2 separate regions of the Mus musculus genome follow, and region 2 is linked to region 1. A link is a loop called in an ENCODE intact Hi-C map of the cell type or tissue named here. Cell type or tissue: left cerebral cortex. All regions are shown on one strand. Each heading gives the region's core, and the rest is flanking DNA. Links, peaks and the distances in the headings are about the cores only. Region 1 overlaps Wnt9b (wingless-type MMTV integration site family, member 9B). Region 2 has its middle 15 kb from the start of Rprml.

Region 1 (10,021 bases), core at 2,022-10,021:
GGGCCTGAAGACCTGGGACAGGGCACAGGGTGTGTCTGAGCTCAGAGATAAGAACTCTCTGCCCCCACTCCCTGCTTCTACCTCCCTTGTTCCAGACCCCCAGGATGCAATGGGACTCTGGAGCTAAACCATAAGGGGCCCCATCCATTATTGCATCTCTGTTCTTTTTGTTTTTCATTTCAGGTCCCAGATTCCTGAAGGCTACCGCTTTGTTTTCGACTACTTGCATTCTCCCCATGTGGCAGGCCGCAGAGTGGGGGCCTCTGCTCATATGTTTGGCCTGGTCTGATTTGATGGACAGCCTGGGTTGGATAACCACTTTACACTAGGCCTCATTTACCCAGAATTCATAGCAAGGGGTGCATTCCTGCCCTACTTACCCAAGAGGAGATGTGGAGATGAGAGGAGGGAAGGACCCCTGTTTTCAGTCTGGCTCTGCTGCCTGCTGGTGGCCCTGAGGAGCCTTCCCACCTCACGACCTTTACTCCTTAGCCGGGTCAGGTGGCAGCCTCTACTGGGCAAAAATATTGCCACAAGCCAAGGCAAGAGAGGACAAATAAGACTGGGAGATGGCCCCGTCAGGAAAGTAGTTATCGTGCACATACAGGACCTGAGTTCAATCCCCTGAAACCACGGTGTAGTAATGGTACACACTGGGAATTCCCGCATGGAGAGGCCAGCAAGCCTGGCCTACTTGCTGATCCCAGGCCAGTGAAAGACCGTGTCTCAAACAAAACAAAACAAAACAAAACAAGGGGCATCTTCTAAAACCTCCACGTGCACACACACCCACAGCCACGTACACGTGCACACACACCCACAGCCACATACACGTGTGCACACACACCCACAGCCACGTACACATGTGCACACACATGAACACACACATTACCCAAACAACAGCAATGAAAACGGAAGCACAAATAACCAGTGCATAGTTTATTGGTTTGTTGGCTTTCTCCTCGCCGGCATATAAGTCCCCTGAGGCTGGGACTTGCTCTTAAGTACTTCTGCGCCCTAGCACCCAGAGTATCCCCTGGCATTATCAGACACTCCCTAAATAATCAACGGGAGGGGGGATGGGTATTCCAGCACTGAACAATGAGCTCCGCTGGGGTTCTCCTCAGTGCTCAGACAGGAAGCATGGACGTTCATGGGTGTTGAGAGAGGAAGCTTTGGCTAGAAAGACAGCCACGGTGTGGTAATCTGTCTGCCAGACAAACAGAGGGTGGCAGAATGGCTGGCTTTCTCTAAGACCAGGGGACAGGTTCTCCATGCTCACGAAAGCCACACGGGAGCTTGTGTGACTTAAGGAAGGGCCGGGGGACACTGGGCCAATTGGGGATCCCCACGCACTCTGTTTGGTGTCGCTCCTGATGCAGGCAGCCAGGTCAGGATGCAGGTCCCATTTGCCAGTGAACTGATTTTCAAAGAGAAACTTAGAAATCCAGTGGGGAAAAAGTCACTTTGAAAAGACAAAAAACAAAAGCGAAGAAACACAAATTATCCACGAGCTGTGAGGGGCTGGAGACCATAGCCTAGTCGTGGAGGTCAATGAGGGCTGCAGGACACCCTCCCTAAGAGTGACATCCACGGAGCCCTTGTCTCTCCAGGCTTCTCAGGAAGTCCCCGTCTTTGGGGACATGAGACTCAGCTTGCTGGAGAAACTAGCATGCCATCCATGGGGGAAGACCAGCGTTCCACGCAGCATGCACTCTTCCTCAACCTCTGGGTTCAGAGAGTGACTGGCTTTGACCAACCTGCCTCCGTCTCTGGGCCTGGAACGTGGTAACAGTGGCATGACCTCATAGGGAACCGGGGGTAACCGAGGGAGAGAGAAGAGAGGAGTGTTTCTGAAGATGGAAAGTGCTTTACAAATCCAGAGCTGCTCACCCTTTTTGTCCTTTATGAGCAAAACCCTTGGGCCAGAGCAGAAAGGCCTCTGGGGCCAGAGGCAGAGAATCCACAGACTTCACAAGGAAGGCCCTGCTTGGTGTCACGGGGTTTATCTCAGGAGGTACATGTGCTTCCCGAGCTCCAAGACAGTGAGACACAGGAGCTGTGACCTCTCAGCTATGCGCATCCAGCTCTGCGAGGCCCCAGACAGACCCAGCCATGTTTCCTCAGAGGCTTCTGGGTAAACACACAACCCCCCATATGGTGCCCAGGAAATAGAGAAGATATATAAATAACATAAATACTTTCCCATATATCTTAACTATATAAATTAATTTTTTTTGAAAATTACATGTATGAGGTAGGCAGAAATACCCTGTGAATATCTTCCTTAAAGTTCCAGTGTGGGGGAAGGGGGGACCCAGCATGGCTATGGTGGGATTTTAGGGGGAACGGGGCCTTGGAGAAAGAATGGAGAAGGGAGGGAGAGGACCTGACTGAGGGTGCCTTAAGGCACCAGTCTTAATGGTTGGTCAGCCTCAGCCTCAACTTCAAGTTCATCTTTAACCCTCCTCCACCCCTGGCCCTCCTGGCCATAGAGTCAGGGTACAGGTGATTTGGCTGTAGGTCCAGGTGTTCTAGTCCCCAAGTTTTGCCAGGCTCCATTCTTGCCTTGTACCCTCGAGCCAGAGCAGGATTAGGGTCATAGAGAAGGATGCCTTGGGTTGCCAAGGAACACATCTGTCTTCATCAGGGAAGTAGAAAGCAGCTCCCAATCTGTTTACCCCTCCTGCCAAGCTGCGGGTGGGTGGCAAAGTCGTCCCAGAGAAGGGTCTCAGGTCACGGTGGCTCCGCCTCGGGGCTTTCCACCATCAAAGATCTTCCCAGCATGCTGCCCGGAGGCACTGAAGAAAGGGTAGCCCCTTCTGCCCCACGGACCTCTCCGCCACAGTGTCTCTTTCCTGGAGCTGGCAGGGCCAGTAGTGCTGAGTACCGGCTGATTCCGAAGCTTCCTGCTCCCTTAGAGAGACAGTAACCCCAACAGATTTCAGGGTGGAAGGAAGCTCACAGGAGGGTGCAGCACAGCCAGCCACATGGCCAAAGGCTTCCCAAAGGAGGTCACTTCCTCCTGGTTGGCCTTGGGCCCTGCCCTGGAGTAGCTCACAGCCTCCAGAAGTGACCCCAGTGAGGTCTTTGCCCTGGGCTGGAGAGACGCCGCACTGCTCCTTGGGATGTCTGTGCCTGGCTAGGCTGAGTGTGTGCACGTGTGAGCCTGTACCTGTACACTACTTCCTCTCCTCTCACAGAGGGCCTTGATGGGGGCATTAAAAATGACCAAAGGATTCACCAGCAGTCATTTTGTTCCTCTGGTGGGAGCCCAAGTGACAGGTCGTTAGTAAATGAGTAAGACCATTGAGGAGGCAGACTTGGCAAAGACTTAGCAATGGCAAAAAAGCCTGCACAAGCATCTTTGAGAGCAGGGGGTGGAAGCAGACGTGTGGCCCATGAGTCACTCGTTCTTATGTATCACTAACATGGATGGGGGCCCCTCGGTTCTTGGGGGTCCCTGGTCACAGGAATTGGTAGGACACACTCCAGAGTGGTATCTCAATACAGAGCCTGTCATATCTCTTCCAGGCATTTGGACCCTGCCTCTCTCCACCTCTGGGCTGTGATTAAAGGTTCCTTGGACCAAAGGAAAGAGAAAGGGTCACTGTCTCCCCGCTCAACCCTAGTTATGTTTATCTGAGTCTCACCGAGGAGACTGGCTCCTGCACCCTTCTTATACATATTAGGGGTCTCGTTGAGCAGAGCTCAATGGCTTTGGGGGACAGGGGATCTCAAGACAAGGAGACAAGGTGGCAGCCCTGAGTGCCAGGACGTAAGACTTCAGGGCATGGGCTCTGCGACTCAATCCACCCAAGCCTAAAGTGCTTCCCTTGCTCCTAATAAACATTTCGAAGTCTCCAGTGCACGAAGCCACAAGAGCAGGGTAGGCATGCAGCACCCAGAGCGCTCTGCTATTAGAGTGGGACCACAAGAGATCGGCCACGCCCAGATGGATGCCCTGACCCCACACTCCAGCTGGCTCCGCCTCCCTCTTCCCCATCCTCCCAGTTTTTGGCCTTGAGATAGGAGGATGTTTCTCTCTTCCCGCACAGCATCATTCCTGCCCTACCCTGGTCCTCAAAGATTCCCCTTCTCAGTCTGTTCTCCGGCCCCAAGTCCTCCAGCAGGTTGGTGATCCTGGGACTAGGAGGCAGGGCTTTCTTTCTCTTTGCTGAGTGTCGGGGAAGGCAGAAGGGCTGGCCAACCATCTGTTGGGGAAGAGAGATGAGTCGCACACTCTTGTGCACGGCAGGTGCGTCGACAGGTGCGCGCTTGCGCGCTGTTCCGCGGGATTCGCTGTGGAGGCCTAGCGCTTGCAGGTATACACGAGCTCCTGCTGTGCACACTGCTGGCACTCCACGTAGCAGCACCACTGCACCTGACAGTGGCAGGAGAAAACCACCATGCGGCTCTGGGTGTCGTAGCCTCGCCCACAGCATAGGCTGCTGCAACTGGAGTCTCGAGAACACACCCTGCCTGCCGTGCCCGGAGAGTACTTGCTGGGCCGGCAGAAGCTGGGAGAATCTTCCATGTAGACCAGGTCCCCGGGACGAGGGGCTAGGCCCTTGGCGGGACCACCTGGCTTAGCGGGGGCCCATAGCTCCAGACGACCCAAGGCCTCGTTGGTGGCACTGGACACCTTGACAGCCGTGTCATAGCGTAGCTTCAGCACCTGGCCGGTCTCGCGAAACGGGGAGAGCTGCTTCCAACAGGTACGAACAGCACAGGAGCCTGACACACCATGGCACTTGCAGGTTGTTCTCAGGCCGCTCTTCACAGCCTGCAGGGAGAGCCAGAGTAGGGGTCTGTCAGTGGGTCTAAGCAAGCCGGGTTTGCTGTGACAGTTCTGCCAAGGAGTGTCAACAGAATAAAGAGGCAGGAAGACCCACGTGAAGGTGACAGCGCCAGGGTCACAATGACCCGGGATCCTCAAAGTATCTTTGTGTAAAGTTGGAAAAATTTTCCCTTCCTCTAAGCAGTGCACACCTAGGCAAGGGTAGTGTGGGCCCTATCTCAACCAACAACAGCTCTTCCCCTTGGCCCAGAGTTCTTCTGGAGTGTTCAGCCTGCACAACTGAACACGGCAGCCTGATTTCCTAAAAGAATTGGAACTCCGACCCTTCCCTGCCCTCTCACTCCATAGACCTAGAGACTCATTATTTCTCATGGCTATGTGACCTCATCTAAGCCCCTCCCCTTTTCTGGGCCTCCTTTCTCTCTCCTATTCACAAAATGGAGGAAGCCTGGTCATTGTCATATCCAAGTTGTCAAATGATGCTGGCTTTGTCCTTGGAATAGAGACGCCTTTCCAAACACATTCCTATCCTATCATGGCACGATGCCAAGCCTGGCTCGACCAGGATGATACCCAGGATTCTGTGCTCCTAGTGCTCAGGAATACGCAGAGAAGGTTCACAACGGGGTCTGAAGTTCATCTGTGTGTTGGGTGCAGGGCACTGACTGGCCTCCCGTGGATCTCCCTGCCTCGGCACCATCCTTTAGGCACTAGAGAGGGTATTCGCTCACCTTGATGCCCACGTGGGTGTTGTGGGCGTCAGCCCTCGCCCTCAGGTCCTTGCTTCCTCTCTTGGGCCCCAGGAAGTTGCTGAGGAACTTGGTGCTGTACTTCAGATTGTCACCACACACACCCCACTGCCAGGCCTGCCGGCTCTCCAGGCCTGGGGAGTCGTCACAAGTACAGCGCTCCATGCGCCCAGCACTGCAGGCCCTGGCCAGTGCATGCGTGAGGGCAGCTGCAGACACTGCATACAGGAAGGCCGTCTCCTTAAAGCCTGTGCGGGAGAAAAAAAAAGCTTAGAGGCCATCTGCAGCCCTCCGAAAGCGGGAGTTATGTGGCATGTATGGCAAAGAGGTTGACGCAGTGTGAGCCTAAAGGCCCGGCTTCCTAAAGGCTATGTAAGGCTTCCCCTGTTACCTGTCCCTCAGACCCAAGCTGAAAAGCTGCCCCTTAAATGGCCTCCAGATTTACACCGAAGCATGTCCTAAGCTCTCAGAGGGCAGCAGGACAGAGCTGCTAATCTCAGTAACTTATGCAAAAGAGCGACCTGGGCACCTGGGACGAGGCCAGGCTGAGGCTGAACAGTCATCTTGACTTCAGGTGCTTTCGTGACAAGTTGGACGACCTGTCTCTGTGGATCTCTAAGCTGTCTAATGTCTCCCAAATGCCCTCTACCACCATCTGTAGATGACTGAAAGGCAGAAGGGTCTTGGGGGGTCCTGCCTGATATCTACCCAGTACTGGGACCACCACTGTGCTCACACTGTTGAAAGATGCCCCAAACACGTTTCCCTTAGCCTCCCACTCTCAGTGTATCTGGGGCACTGAAAAGCTGACGGCCGAAAAGAAAGGAGAGCAGGCTGCTAGCTCTCCCTCAGACCCTCCTGCAACGGAGAGCCAGCCTAGAGTGGGGCTGGCCATCCCCGAGACATCACCGCACTGTGATGTTTCCACTGTGTCTCCAGGTATGGTGGATGGCTCATACCTTGAAAAATTCCAGCACTCAAAGTAAAACAAATTGCAGAGCATTTGAAGCAAGTTAGTTCCAGGCCAGCCTGGGCTACAGGAACCGAGTCCCCCCACCCCCCCAAAACAAGTGACAGTAATAGAATGCCACACCCCTCCCACCAGACAATGGAGTCACAAGCTATGACCCATATTCATTTCTAGAGGATGCACTTTGCAAGGGTGACTGGGTTGTGCTCAGCCTCTGCCTCCAGCCCCTTGTGTCGTGCCTGGCTCCTTGTGGGCCTCTGCAGATGCTTAGCAGATGGATAGGCAGAGGTGGAGAAGGATAAGGAAGGAGGGGGAGTCAGGTGGGAAGGAGGGGATGACACATCAACAGATGTGACGAACAGTGACAGATGAGCGTGTGGACAAAGGAATCTGCCTGGCGTGCACATTTGGACCACTAAGTAGGTGGCTGGGGCCACCCACCTCCTCTGTCATCTCTTCCAAGAATGCTGAGTCCTTTCCTCCCTTGTGTTTCCTTTGTTTCCCTCATCTCCCAAACCGCCACCTTCAACAGACATTACTAACTCCCCAGGTCCCTTCTCATTTGGGACTGTGCCTCAGTAGTCAGCACAACGAGACCAGGGCATAACCTTCTCACCACCCACAACCTCCTGCCAGTCCTCTTCCTCCCCCGAAGTCCTCCCTACCTCTCTGGAGCAGGCCAGTCCTCCCCTCCAGGCTGCAGTTCCAGCGCTCCTGCCTGAACTGGAACTGACATTCCAGCAGCCCCAGGTGTGCAGCATCCCTCAGGGTCTCAGCCAGGCCGGGCTCCCGCCTGCAGAGCTGCTTCTGCCGCCTGGACAGCTTCAGTAGGTCACACTGCTTCAGGTGAGCACCAGCCTGTGCCGGGGCTGCTGCCGTACCCAGGCCTGGGAAGGGTGTCAGGACCTCACGACCGGTCAGGCTGGAAAGGGTGAGAAGGAAGATGGTGAGCTTTGGGGTTCCTGCCCGTGGAGGACCCAAAAGCTGAGCATCCCACAGGGATGGAAAGTGACCGTCTTTGTTTTTGCCCCCTTGGGTAGCAGGCCAGTCCCACAGGGGTTATGTCCCCATCTTACAGAGTAGAAGACCAAGGGACTTATGTAGCAAGGATTGGTTACAGACCCTCAAGGCCAAGTTCTCCAGATTCTGCTCTGCATTCCTTATCTACCCTCCTTTGGCAACTTGCCCAACTGGAAAAGCCACCCTGATTGCTTAGTAGAAATACAGAGCCAGGCTGGGTGTGGTGGTGCATGCCTGCAATCACTGCACTTGGAGGGTCCAAGGCAAGAGAATGCTATGAGTACAGGGCCAGCCTGGGCTACACAGCAAGATTTATTTCAGATAAACACAGATTTCTAAGACCCGCACCTGAGTGTTGTTTCCATAGGTCCATAGCAGGGCCTGGAAATCTGTATTTTTTGGCACAACCGGGGAGCTGCTGTGTTGTGCAGGCACGGAAGATGTTACAGGTAGCATTAGTTGATTCCTGGAGGGGAGTGTCACCTTGCTACTGGGGCTAAGCACAGGGGATGCAGACAGAACAAACACCCAGCCAAGGTCCCTGGATCCCTCTCTCCCCCTGTGTTCTGTCACTGCTCAAGTAAGCCCATGCCAGTCTAGCTTGTTCCCGGGTCCCAGGTAGATCATCAACCATCTGGCCATGTGGTGCTTGGCACAAGTAGAAGTTTGGGAAAAGGAAGAACAAGAAAAGGAGAGAGGGGGGAAGGGAGGGAGGGAGGGAGGGAAGGGAGGCTGGGATCAGACTTCATGTTCTATATTCGAAGTCATCAATTCTAGAGTCAGGCTGCCAAATTCTAAGCCTAATCAATCCTGTCACATTCTAATGTCATCCTTGAAGCCTTGGCTTTCATCCATGACCCTTGACCCCCAGAGGTGCTGTAGGGACTGCATAGAAAGCACAGAGCCAAGCCAGGCAGGCAGGCAGGCAGGCAGGCAGGCAGGCAGGCAGGCAGGCAGGCAGGCTTGCCTTCCTACTGGCTGGAGTTTTCTTCTCCTCGGGATGCCTTACATTTTGAGTCGGCAGTGTCTCCCTTTATCTTGACAGGTATTGGAGGCTTTGTGTGGAGGTGATAAGGCGTGACTGGTCAGGGGCAAGGTGTGGTCCAGAATGAGGACTGTCCGCTCTCTCAGAATCTCTCTGTGACAGCGTGAGGTGTTTACTGTCCCCGGCCCTGCTGTACCTCTTGTGGATGGGGTGTACACCGTCACCAGACCCAAGCTTGAGAAAACCGCTTCTCTCTGGAAACAGTCGTCTCTCAGCCAAAGTGGGACCAGATGGGGGCTGTCAACATTTTCACTTGGATGTGGAACTTGCCATTTTTGTTCGTGTGCCACCGGCTAAGTACTGTAGCCAAGCCCTTGAATGACCAGAGAGGTCCTTATCCCACAGGGTTCAGGGCACACGGTTCTGCCGCTGGAGTCACCTGCCTGAGCCAGGACATTTGGCTAGATGCCATAGCAGCTCTGTCTGCCTGGGAAATAGGAAGCCTCACTGGAAGGTGGAGGTCCTGGCAAGGCCCCAGGTGCCCCTGTAGATTCCAGGTCTATCAGGTGCGCCCAACCCGGCGTGGAGCATATCTCCGAAACATTGAACACAGACAGATGCTATCGGCTCCCCCGAGCACAGCCTGGACTGGGCTCCCCTCCCAGACACAGAGAGCACAGGGGCCCGTTAAACATTAATCAGGGGGCAAATGGTTAAGTTTCCAGTCCAGCAGGCCCTTACCCAGACTCCTCCCTGCAGCCTGGCAGGAAACCCTCGGAGCCTGACCCTGGGCAGGCAAGGATCTAGCAGAGCCTGAGGTCAGCTCCTGCTGGGGAGGCCCCACCTTGAACGGTTTCCAGTGTGGAGGGCAACCCCAGGACTGCTGAGAACACAGGTCAACAGTCATGCAACCTCCAAAAGACTCTCTTCTCCACACCAGAGACTGGTATGGGGATAACTCTGGCTCACACAGTTCCTGGTTCAGAGATTGGGACGTTCCTTGTAGAAGCTGATTGACATTCCAGAGAAGAAAAGGGTATGGTGGGCATTTGGGCCAATGAGACTGCACATCCTTTAAAACCTGTTTTATAGTCATTAAACAAACAAACAAACAAACAAAGCCCAATAATAACAACAGAGGGCTGAGGAAGTGGCTCGGTGAATAAAGTGTTTGTTGCAGGATCATGAAGACGTGAGTTCAAATCCCCTGAACCCATACAAAGCCAGCCATGACAGCACATATGCAATCCTGGTATTCCTACAGTGAGATGGGAAGTGGAGGCAGGAGAATCTTAAGAGGCCAGTGAGCCTGGCAAAGAACGAAGACTGTCTCAAACAAGGTGGAAGGCGAAGACCGTCGCCCAAGGGTTGTCTTCTGACCCCCATGTGTATACTTTAGTATACATTTGCGCCCCACCACCACCACCACACACACACACACACACACACACAGAGTTAGGTCTGGGGATGTGCCCCAGCTGATAAGGTGCTTGCCT
Region 2 (10,021 bases), core at 1,366-9,365, 67 kb before region 1:
CCTGACTTCCTTCAACAGTGAACAATGGTGTGACATCATAAGCCAAACAAACCCTTTTCTCTTTGACTTGCTTTTGGTGCTGGTATTTTATCACAGCAATAGTGACCCTACCTAGCACAGGGTGACATTATGCGACATTATGAATTTTGACAGATACAGAGTACCTGGAAAGACCTCCCAGTGTGGCCTCTTTGTGGTCCAGCCTTTTATTCTTCTCCTTGACTTCTGATGTCCACTCATCTATTCTCTGTCCCCGTGGTTTGCCATTTCTGGATGTCAAATAAATGGGATCATATAATTCAATCTAGTTTCTCACTCATAGTTGACTACACGCCATGTTATTTCATCTGTCAGCAACTCATTTCTTTTCACTGCAAAATGGGTACTGCCCCATCAGATGGGTCATTAAAGCACAGATCTGGTTCGGTTTGGTTGAGATGCGGTCTCATTATGTTGCCCAGGCAACTCAAGTGATTGTTTTGCCTCAGGTTCCTGAGTGATGGGAGTATGGGTATATGACCATGCTGATCCATAGCCTAAGTTTTTAATTTTGAACTCTTGTTTTTGTCTATGGTTGAGGTATATTTGGGTTGTATTCAGTTTTTGGTGACTATGAATAAATCCAGCATAAATATTCATGTACAGGTACTTATACATGTATGAATCAAAGTTTTCATTTCTCTTGGGCAAATACCTAGAGGTAAGGTTACTGGGTCACATATGAAGCAGAAGTTTAACTGTATGAAATACTGCAGACCATTTTCCATAGCGACTGCTTAACAAATTCACATTCTCACCAGCAGTGAGCCATGTTCCGGTCGTTGTGTGCTCAGTTTGTTCCTGGTATCAGCTGAAGTCATACTGGTTAAGTGCGTGTGCAGTGGTACCACACTGTGGACTGGACACATGTCTTTCTAATGAGTGGTGGTGTTATATCTTTGCAGGTGTTGTTTGCTCCTTTCTAAAGTTGAGATGCCTTCCCTCACATCACTGAGCCATGAGAAGATCTTTAGATTCAGGTCATTAGTAGCAGCAGCAATAGCAGAAGGGGCGGGGGGCGGGGGGCATGCGTGCACCACAATACAGGTGGAGATCTGAGGATAGCTTTCTGTTCTCGCACCCTGTTGGAGTAGGCTTACTGTTTCTGCTGTGCTGAATACCCCAGGCTCACTGGCCTGGGCCCTTCTGGGTGATTCTTCTCTCTCCATCTCTCACATCACTGTAGAAGTGCCAGGGTTGCCAGGGCACATGGTTACATCTGGCTTTAATATTTTTAGAAAATGCTTTCTTGGGATCAAACTCAGGTCGTGAGGTTTGCCCAGCAAGTGTTTTTACCCATGGAGTCATCTCTTCAGTGTCTGGACATGGGTCTTTCTGTCTACATATGATTTTGGAAGATGCATTTCTGATCACCCATCACTGAGTTTGGTCAGCCTGAGGCATCAGTCCTGAGAGGCTGACCACTTCTAGGTATCCTGATCCACCTGTATTTCTCGATCCTTCTGTTGAAGACAGACCTGGTCTGTGGTAGCCATTCTGAAGCCCACTCCAAGAAGTCTACCTAAGGACTCAGCTTCCTTTCCTCTGATGGCCTCTCTCACACACCTGTCTCTTCCTACTCAGAAGAGGAAGTGAGTCGGCTGTGAAAGTGGGAAGAAAGGGCATGGAGATGGGAAGGAGACAAAACAGAGAAGGATGCTTTGAGCTGGAGGGAGGGATACTGAGAGAAAGAGCCCGGAATGGGAACCGTGCTAACGTAATGTTCTCATTACCTAGTTCCTTCTCACCGTAAGTCAGTGTAAGGTATTGCTGGCCAGAGGGCTCAGTGTGGACCATCTGGGTGCTTCATAGGGTGAAGGGTGATTGCATGGACGAGATAGTATCTCAGATTGTAAGAATCTGAGCATGATTTTCTTTCAAAAATCTTCCAACTGCTGGTAAGGCACGGTGGAAGATTTCCCTTGCTGCAGAAAGAGTCAACTTGCTTTTTTTCTTTATGCCCCAAATGAAGATTTAAACAAACAAAGCTCCCCTCCTTTCCCTAGAGACACTAAAGCAAACTGAAAACCCAGGATCAGAAAAACAACCAGTGGCCCCAGGCACTACCAGGCAACAAAACCGGAAGACCGTGTGTGTGTGTGTGTGTGTGTGTGTGTGTGTGTGTGTGTGTGTGTGTGTGGTGCAGCAAGGGCAACACTTACGGCATTCTGAAAGGAAAACAGAATGCTTTTCCTTTTGGAGCCAAACTTCTTTCTAAAACTAAAATAAACACCAGAGGTTGCATCTAACTGCCTGCCTACGAGCTGACTCTGCCAGGCTAACCATCTGTCTGCTGGTAGCAAGCAGATGCTGCTTCAGCCACTAAGCCACCCCCCTCCACCTGGCCCTGTCTCCCTGGTTCCTCTCTGACCACGGGTGAGGTTCCTGCCACAGTCCTTACACTGATTCTTGCCCACCTGTCTCTCCCTGGTGAAGACAGCCTTGGGTGTGGTTCAGCCTTGGGTGTGGTTCGGCCTTGGGTGTGGTTCATCTTGTCCATTTGCTTCAGCTTGGTGGTACCTTGTGTCTGCACTGAAGTCTACACTGATTACAAAACAAAACCAACCAACCAAACAAACAAACAAACAAACAAAAAGACATTTCCTATCTCTCGCTGTTCACCCAGCTTTGTAACAGATCTTGGAAGTAGGCTACATACCTAACTGTGGGACAAACTGAGGGGGTCATACAGGGAGTGTTGGGAATAAAATAGAGTTGATTGGAACTCAGTTCTCCCCCATCCCAGCAGATGTGAGCCTTTAGTAGGCTACGGTTTTCAAGCAGACTCAAGTCAGCCAAGGTCTGTGAGGTCCATCTTCACTCAGCCCACACCAGCACCTCTAGAGGCCAGGGAGAACTCTCATACACCAAGTGGGCCATGGGAGAGATGACTCCCTGTGCCCAGTCCACGTGTTCCTGAAGTGTTTCTCACGTAAGCCTCCCAGTTGCTCATCCTTTGCCAACCCTTACTTTTGGCTTAAGGTGGCTCTGGGATGACTTGAGTCCTGGCACCAGCTCAGCCTTCCTTCCATTTAAGGATAAAAGGAAGCCATTCTCTGAGCCCCCACCACACACACATCTCCCACCCCCGTAGTCTTCTTTGCTAGCTCCTGCTGTTGCGACTGTCGGGAGTTGAGTTTTGGGTAATTGTTGCTATGGAAATCTAATCTTGAATTATTGTACAAATGTGTCCCATCTTTCTCCTTATTTAGTATGGGATAAGGATGCCTGGAAAATGTGGAGGCTGAAAGCGCTCCATGATTCTCCCTCATTCTCCTGATGATTAACCTGGTCCAACACCTCTGGACTGCTGCTCCCTGACTTTTATCTCCTCTAAGTTTCTTGATTGGTTACTGACATAGGAAGAGTTCTAGGCAGCTGAAGTCCCTGTTCAGTTGGCTCCTAGAGGATCAGACACACACACAGACACACACAAACACACACACACACACACAAACACACACACACACACACACACACACACAAATACACACACACACACACACACCCAGCCTACTGGTCACAAAGCCTGTGTAAAAACTGAACCCCAATGTCTCCGGTTTCCGTGGGTTGCGCTGTCTGGATGAGCAGCTCGGCTGTCTCCCTTCATGTTCTTCTGCCCACATGCAGATGTCTGGATCATTAGCGCTATTTTTACCATGTCTCTCTCCTGTCCAAGGTCTGGCCCACCTTCCCATTGATTATTCTACTAAGTACAGTTTCCAACGTAGTCAAACAGTTCCCTCCTCGCCCCTACACCCTCTGGGGCTCGGTCCTTATCCCCTTTGCTTGTTGCTCTTGGTGGTTCACTTACGCCTGATGGGCACTCTGACCCTCCTCAGACTGCTGCCTTCGTGTGGGCTATCCTTCCTTCCTACAGGGCTTTCCTCGGCTCTGTGAAAACTCCTCGCCTTCTGGAAGACTCACTGTATCGCTGCTGTTGAAAAGATTTCAGTCTTTTGAAAAAGGACAGGGGCCAGAAACAAAGTGGACCTTTCTTCCAGTGGCGTAGGAACTGTATAGGGCATTTCCATCCAACAGAAGCCATAGGCCACAAACACACAAGGGCCTCTTCTCATATGTCTACAGGGGTCTGACAAGCTTCCCAGTGAAGGGATCCATGGTCACACAACGATCAAAAACAAGAGACAGAGGAAAGTCCTATAAGCAGAATCCTGGGGGCTGGAAAGATGGCTCAGTAGGCAAAGGTCCCAGCTACCAAGGCTGATGGCCTGAGTTCAGTCTCTGGGACCCACATGTCTGTCTGTCTGTCTGTCTGTCTGTCCCTCCCTCCCTCCCTCCCTTCCTCCCTTCCTCTTTCCCTCGCCCTCTCTCTCTCTGAAAATGTAAAAAAAAAAAAAAAAAAAAAAAAAGTAATTTTTAAAGGGAATCCTGGCCATATGTAGGGAGGGAATTTTTGCACATATTGCTGCCTGTGAGGGGACAGGGCCTGAGTTTGAATAATCTGTTATTATCATTGGATCATGAATTCTGACTTACAAATAATCCTTATGGGCTGTTGACCATCTTCCTCTGAAGGAGAAAATGGTCCTTTATGCTAATCGCTCACTCTTTCTCTTTTCCTCCCCGCTGCAGACTTGTAGTTCAGACTCCATATTTTCTTATCTTGCCATTGAGACAGAGACAGATTGAGGGTCTATTCTGATACGAGTAGAAGCAGCGTCTGAACCCCAGTCTAATAGGGCCACCCTACACACCGGGGGCCCCCTAGTCTGAAGTCAAAGACACCCAAAATGCTCCAATCTAGAGGGGTCTCCACTCACTGGTGGGGTGGGACTTGGGGAGAAGACACACACAGTGCTCAATTGGTTCATGGAGGCACAGCTGGCTTGAGCTTTGAAAAGGAGTAAGCCATCCCTGGGGGTGTAGCTCAGTGGAAGAGCACCTGCCTAGGGTGGGTAGGTCCTGGGCCAGGTACAGCGACCCAGGAGAAAAATCAGAGCAAAGTAATCACTAAGACAGGATGGCGGGGTCAGGAATGATGGTGCAGGTTCCCTGGAGGTATGAATGCTGAAGGAAGGGTTCGGTAAAGATAAGGCTGGCTCATGCACTGTTTCGGAGATGTCCGTGGCCTGAGACCTACTCAGATAACTAACAAGTCTGTCCTTTAGTTGGCCTAGTCTGCATGTAAACGTCTTTTCAAACTCTCACCTGACTTTTATTATGAATCTGGCCACTCAAAGAACGATTTACGGCCTTTCATCCCTGCACTTAGCATTTTATTGTACAGATTTGAGTCTTACTGCACAGGATTTGGGTCTTGTGGAGGTTTCCATTCAAGCCTCTTTCACTGAGAGAGAGAGAGAGAGAGAGAAACCCAGTGCAGGCCGGCTGAGGCAGGGACAGGAAATGCCATCTCTCCACACTGGGACAGCCCAAGCTTCTAGCATGGCTGGATGTACGGGTGTTAGTGATGTCGTGCACACTCTCTCTCCTCACTCTGGCTCCAGCGCTGGCCTTGGCGAGCTTCACCGTCAGGCAGCCTCTTACCTGACTGCAATGAAACCACTCAGGCTGAGGTGTCAGGGACCTGAGAGGCATCCGTTAAGATTGGGGTGGAGGCCACGCCAATTGAGTCTGTTCCTAATCGTCTTCCCCAGCAACTTCTGTCCATGTCTTACTGCCCAGAACTAAGGGGCATGACAATTCCTACCTGCAAGCATCTCTGTTTCTGTTAGGTAAGTACCACAGGGGGAATTGATAGTTGTCAGAGAGCTGGCTGTGTCCACAGAAATACCAGAGGAAATCCTGTTTGGCTCTACCCAGTCATGTGGTCATCTTTAAATCAATATTTATGACCAGTCAATTGCTTGGCCAGATTCTTATCATTGGAGGAGGAGGCAGCGATTCTAGCTGGCCAGTGGGATGGGATTTCCATAAGAAAGAAAAGGGGATCAGGATTTGTGTGCCGGGCAGGTAAACAACATATGCTCACTAGAAGAATTTTTCAGCAGAGAAAGAAAACATACTAAAAAAAAAATAACTTCAGAAAAATAAATAGCTCCAGGGATCTCCCACCCCCCCTCCCTGGCACAATATACCATAAGGCAAGTCATGTTACAGGGACTAAATATAGGCACTGTGAGAAGACAGAGGGGGAAATTATTGAGACAGGAAGACTTCTGGTGGGAGGGGATTTGGAGCTGGGTTGTGAAGGAGCTTCTGTGTAGAGAGGGAGGGCAGAGAAGCAGAAACAATGTGCAGAGGCCAGGAATAGGGGTTACCTGAGGCTCAAGAGAGGGGTGGCGCCCCTGAACAGCTCCAGGCTGGGGCTGTGTCTCATCTCTGAAGGTATCAGAGCATTTCTTTTCCCATTGGGTATGTAACTGGCTTTGCAGAAGTCCCCATTAGCAGCACTCTTACAGCTGGGGACACTGAGCAGGGGACGGGGAAGATCTTAATGCTGAGAGCCAAAAGACTGGAGGAACCTGGCTGCAACGTGGAGGGCAGAGAACCCCTGGGAGCGAGTTCCTAATCCAATTAAGAAGCAATCATGTGGACGTTTTTCTAAGACTGGCCAGTTACCAGGCACCTCCCAGGAGACTCTCTCTGGAGGCTTGACAGTTCACTGCTAAACCTGGGCTCTGGAGCTGTGGGCTGCTGGTACGGCAGGCAGCTGGGCGAGGAGCCCAGGCTCAGACAGCTGGGGTGGGAATCTTTTAAGGATGAACAGGATGGGTAAGGAGCTTGTTGTTGTCATGGAAACCAACCCTGGGTAGCTGAGACATGGCCCAGTGGAGAGAATACCACCCACTACTAAGCTTCCCTGTGGGCGGCCAGCAGGCACCTCCAGAACCCACTGTTCTGGCCAGCTTAGACACTGTGTCCATCCCATCTCTGCCTGCCTCCTAGGGACACCGCAGTCTGGCTATGTGAGGAAGAACTTAGACCAGTTCCTGAGGGGTCTGGAGAGATGCTTTGAAACCAGAAAAAAAAAAATCTTTTTGGCATAGCCCCTACTTCCCTTACCTAGCTGTGTTGAGCAGAAATATGGCACAGGGCCAGTGTGTAGGAACTGTGGCTAGGACCAGGGTCCCAGGCCAAGGCTAGGATGGGATGTTCAAGGCAGTAGAATAAAGTGGCAGAAGCCGTGAATGCCAAATATGTAACCTTCTCTCTGCCTCCAGCTGTCACCCCTAGCGGGCTGGGTGGCCCCTGACACGTTGTCTTTCCCTGAGAAGTTTCCTTTCAACTACACTGATCCTGTTCTTAGACTTAGAACCGGATGCTTTCGGTCTCATCAAGCCTCAGGACTCAGCCCTGGAAAGTATCCGGCCCCTGCACAGGGTACCCTCAAAGCGTCAGGGTCCGGGCTCTTCTCGGGTCAGGTGCTGGGGCAGCCCCTTTCTGGAGTCTTCCCAAAGCTCGGGGGCGATCTGTGCTCACACAGGGAGGGTTCCTCAAGCTCACAGCTACCCCTCGTTGCCTGTGGAGACAGGCCTAATAGGCAGCCTGTTGCAATTCTGCTTCCGTTTTCAATAGGTGTTATTTTAATTGGGCCTTTCCCTGGGACAGACATGAAGGAAAAAGCAATTTGCAGCGCAGGCTTTTGGCTCTGGGACTGAGCCCACGCTCAGCAGTTCCACTCCCCGTGCCCCCTCTCCTCCTTTAGTTCCCTCTCCTGGCCTTGTTGCTCCCTTGCCCTCAGCATTTCCCCAAGTAGTGGCATCCTGCCCACCCTAGATAGAGCAGCAGAGAGCGTGGGCTATGGTCCGTGAGGAAGGAGACAATCCAAAAGCCCTGCCAGGGGGTCACCAATAGGAAAGAGATGTGTGGGGGTAGGTGGGTGGGTGCCAACTCCCGTGGACTCTCAGAGATACTGAAAAGGCAACAACTGCAAAAGAGGACCTCAAGTTCCCATAGTAAGAGAGTGAGGGGCTTGAGAGACAGCCCAGTGGTTTAGGGCACTTTCTGCTCAAAGAAGAAGGGTTCCCAGAAACTGCACGGAGTGGCCCATAACCATATATAACTCCAGCACCAGGAGATCTGACAGCTTTTTCAGGCTTCCAAAGACATCTGCATCTCTCTCTCTCTCTCTTTCTCCCTCCTCCTCCCCTTCCCCTCTCTCTCACCCCCTCACACAATCTTTTTTCAGTTTTTAAAAAGAAGTTATCTAGGGGCTAGAGAGAGATGATGGCTCAGTGGTTAAGAGCACTGACTGTGTACTGGCTAGTTTTGTGTGTCAACTTGACACAGGCTGGAGTTATCACAAAGAAAGGAGCTTCAGTTGAGGAAATGCCTCTATGAGATCCAACTGCAAGGCTTTTTCTCAATTAGTGATCAAGTGGGGAGGTCCCCTTGTGGGTGGTACCATCTCTGGGCTTATAGTCTTGGTTCTATAAGAGAGCAGGCTGAGCAATCCAGGGGAAGCAAGCCAGTAAAGAACATCCCTCCATGGCCTCTGCATCAGCTCCTGCTTCATGACCTGTTTGAGTTCCAGTCCTGACTTCCTTTGGTGATGAACAGCAATGTGGAAGTGTAAGCTGAATAAACCCTTTCCTCCCCAAGTGCTTCTTTGTCATGATGTTTGTGCAGGAATAGAAACCCTGACTAAGACAAATTGGTACCAGCATAGTGGGGTATTCCTGTGACAACCTGACCTTGTCTTGGGGAGGACTGTGGAAGGACTTTGGAACTTTGGGCTTGAAGATCCATTCGTTGTTAAGAGCTCTGTCAGATGTTGTGTAGGAGCTTGGAAGATAATGTTGAGAACAGTGCAGAAGATGGAGAGGTCTGGCTTGTGAAATTTCAGAGGGAAGATTAAAGACTCTTTTCAGGGCCATTGCTATTTTAATTGGGAAGATTCTCTGGTTCTGGTTAGCTGGGGCTGAGGAATCAGTTGTGATTAACAAGATACCAGAACTACTAAAGTGAAACTTTTGCATTACTGGGACTATTGATGCTGGTTAGCTGGAGCTAAGAAATTAGCGGTGATTAAGAAGAGACCAGCATCGTTGAGATGACATCTTCTGGGAAATGCTTTCTGAGAGCACAAAAAGGCTGTGTTCCAGAGATAGCCAAAGTTGTACCTCGTGCAGCAGCAGGACTTGGTAATGTGTAAGAGTCACCCAGGTGGTACTGGTTTTGAAGGCATGAAGGGGTCATGCAGAGCAGCTGAGGCTCGGCACTGTGATAGGCCATGGAAGGCCATTGGTGAAGGTGCAGCCTCAGTTGCAATTGATGGCCCAGGACAGAAGGGGTCATGCAAAGGAGTTGAGGCTTGGCACCATGAAGAGAGCCTATGAGAGGCTGTTGATGAAGCCTAGTTACAGTAGAAGACAGCAGTGTTTTGGAGATACCAGTACCATGAGATGACCACCAAAAACAGCAGCAGCAGTGGAGTACAGGCAGCTGGAGCCTAGAAGACAACGTGTGTGCTACAACGGGCAAGGCTAGAGAAGTGACCCAAGCCCTTGGAGGAGCCCAGAAGATCGTGAGTTGGACCCCAGACATTGGACAATTGGAGGTTGATTTTGCTTTTCATTGTGACCGTGCCCTGATGCTTTTCCCTCTTGAAGGAAGTATTTTAGTGGAACCCACAGTTAAGAGACTTTTAATTGTAAAAACTTTGGATTTTAAGAGAGATTGAAATTTTAAGAATTTGCAAAGACTGTGGGACTTTTAAAGTTATTTAGATCTTGGGGATGAATAAGAAACTAAGGGTTGAGGTTTAATAGTGATGTGTTTGTGAGTCAAGTCGACAAGGTGTCAATTGTACTAGCTAGTTTTGTGTGTCAACTTGACACGGGCTGGAGTTATCACAGAGAAAGGAGCTTCAGTTGAGGAAATGCCTCCATGAGATCCAACTGCAAGGCATTTTCTCAATTAGTGATCAAGGGGGGAGGTCCCCTTGTGGGTGGTGCCATCTCTGGGCTGGTAGTCTTGGTTCTGTAAGAGAGCAGGCTGAGCAAGCCAGGGGAAGCAAGCTAGTAAAGAACATCCCTCCATGGCCTCTGCATCA

The links. A loop is a pair of places that touch in the nucleus more often than their neighbours do. Peaks named below come from ENCODE experiments on the same cell type or tissue, not always from the same donor. Only the 100,000 strongest peaks of a DNase experiment are listed, where the experiment ranks them.
Region 2: a loop joins it to region 1, with 4 times the contacts of the local background. A loop is called at or near these places in 5 of 42 quality-filtered maps.

The regions. Positions count from the first base shown.
Region 1 is chr11:103,726,438-103,736,458 of GRCm38, forward strand. Wnt9b (wingless-type MMTV integration site family, member 9B) reads right to left here. Exons shown (of 4, transcript NM_011719.4): 2 at 7,186-7,442; 3 at 5,533-5,798; 4 at 926-4,786. The coding sequence ends at 4,313. Among named protein-coding and RNA genes, the nearest start is that of Wnt9b, 18 kb to the right of the region's middle. In left cerebral cortex, for the core only: no CTCF peak of the experiment used is centred there; DNase peaks (open chromatin) are centred at 3,340, 6,863 and 7,756.
Region 2 is chr11:103,659,683-103,669,703 of GRCm38, forward strand. No RefSeq gene overlaps it. Among named protein-coding and RNA genes, the nearest start is that of Rprml, 15 kb to the left of the region's middle. In left cerebral cortex, for the core only: no CTCF peak of the experiment used is centred there; DNase peaks (open chromatin) are centred at 2,344, 3,088, 3,656, 5,952 and 4 more places; H3K4me3 peaks cover 455 bases; H3K27ac peaks cover 5,568 bases.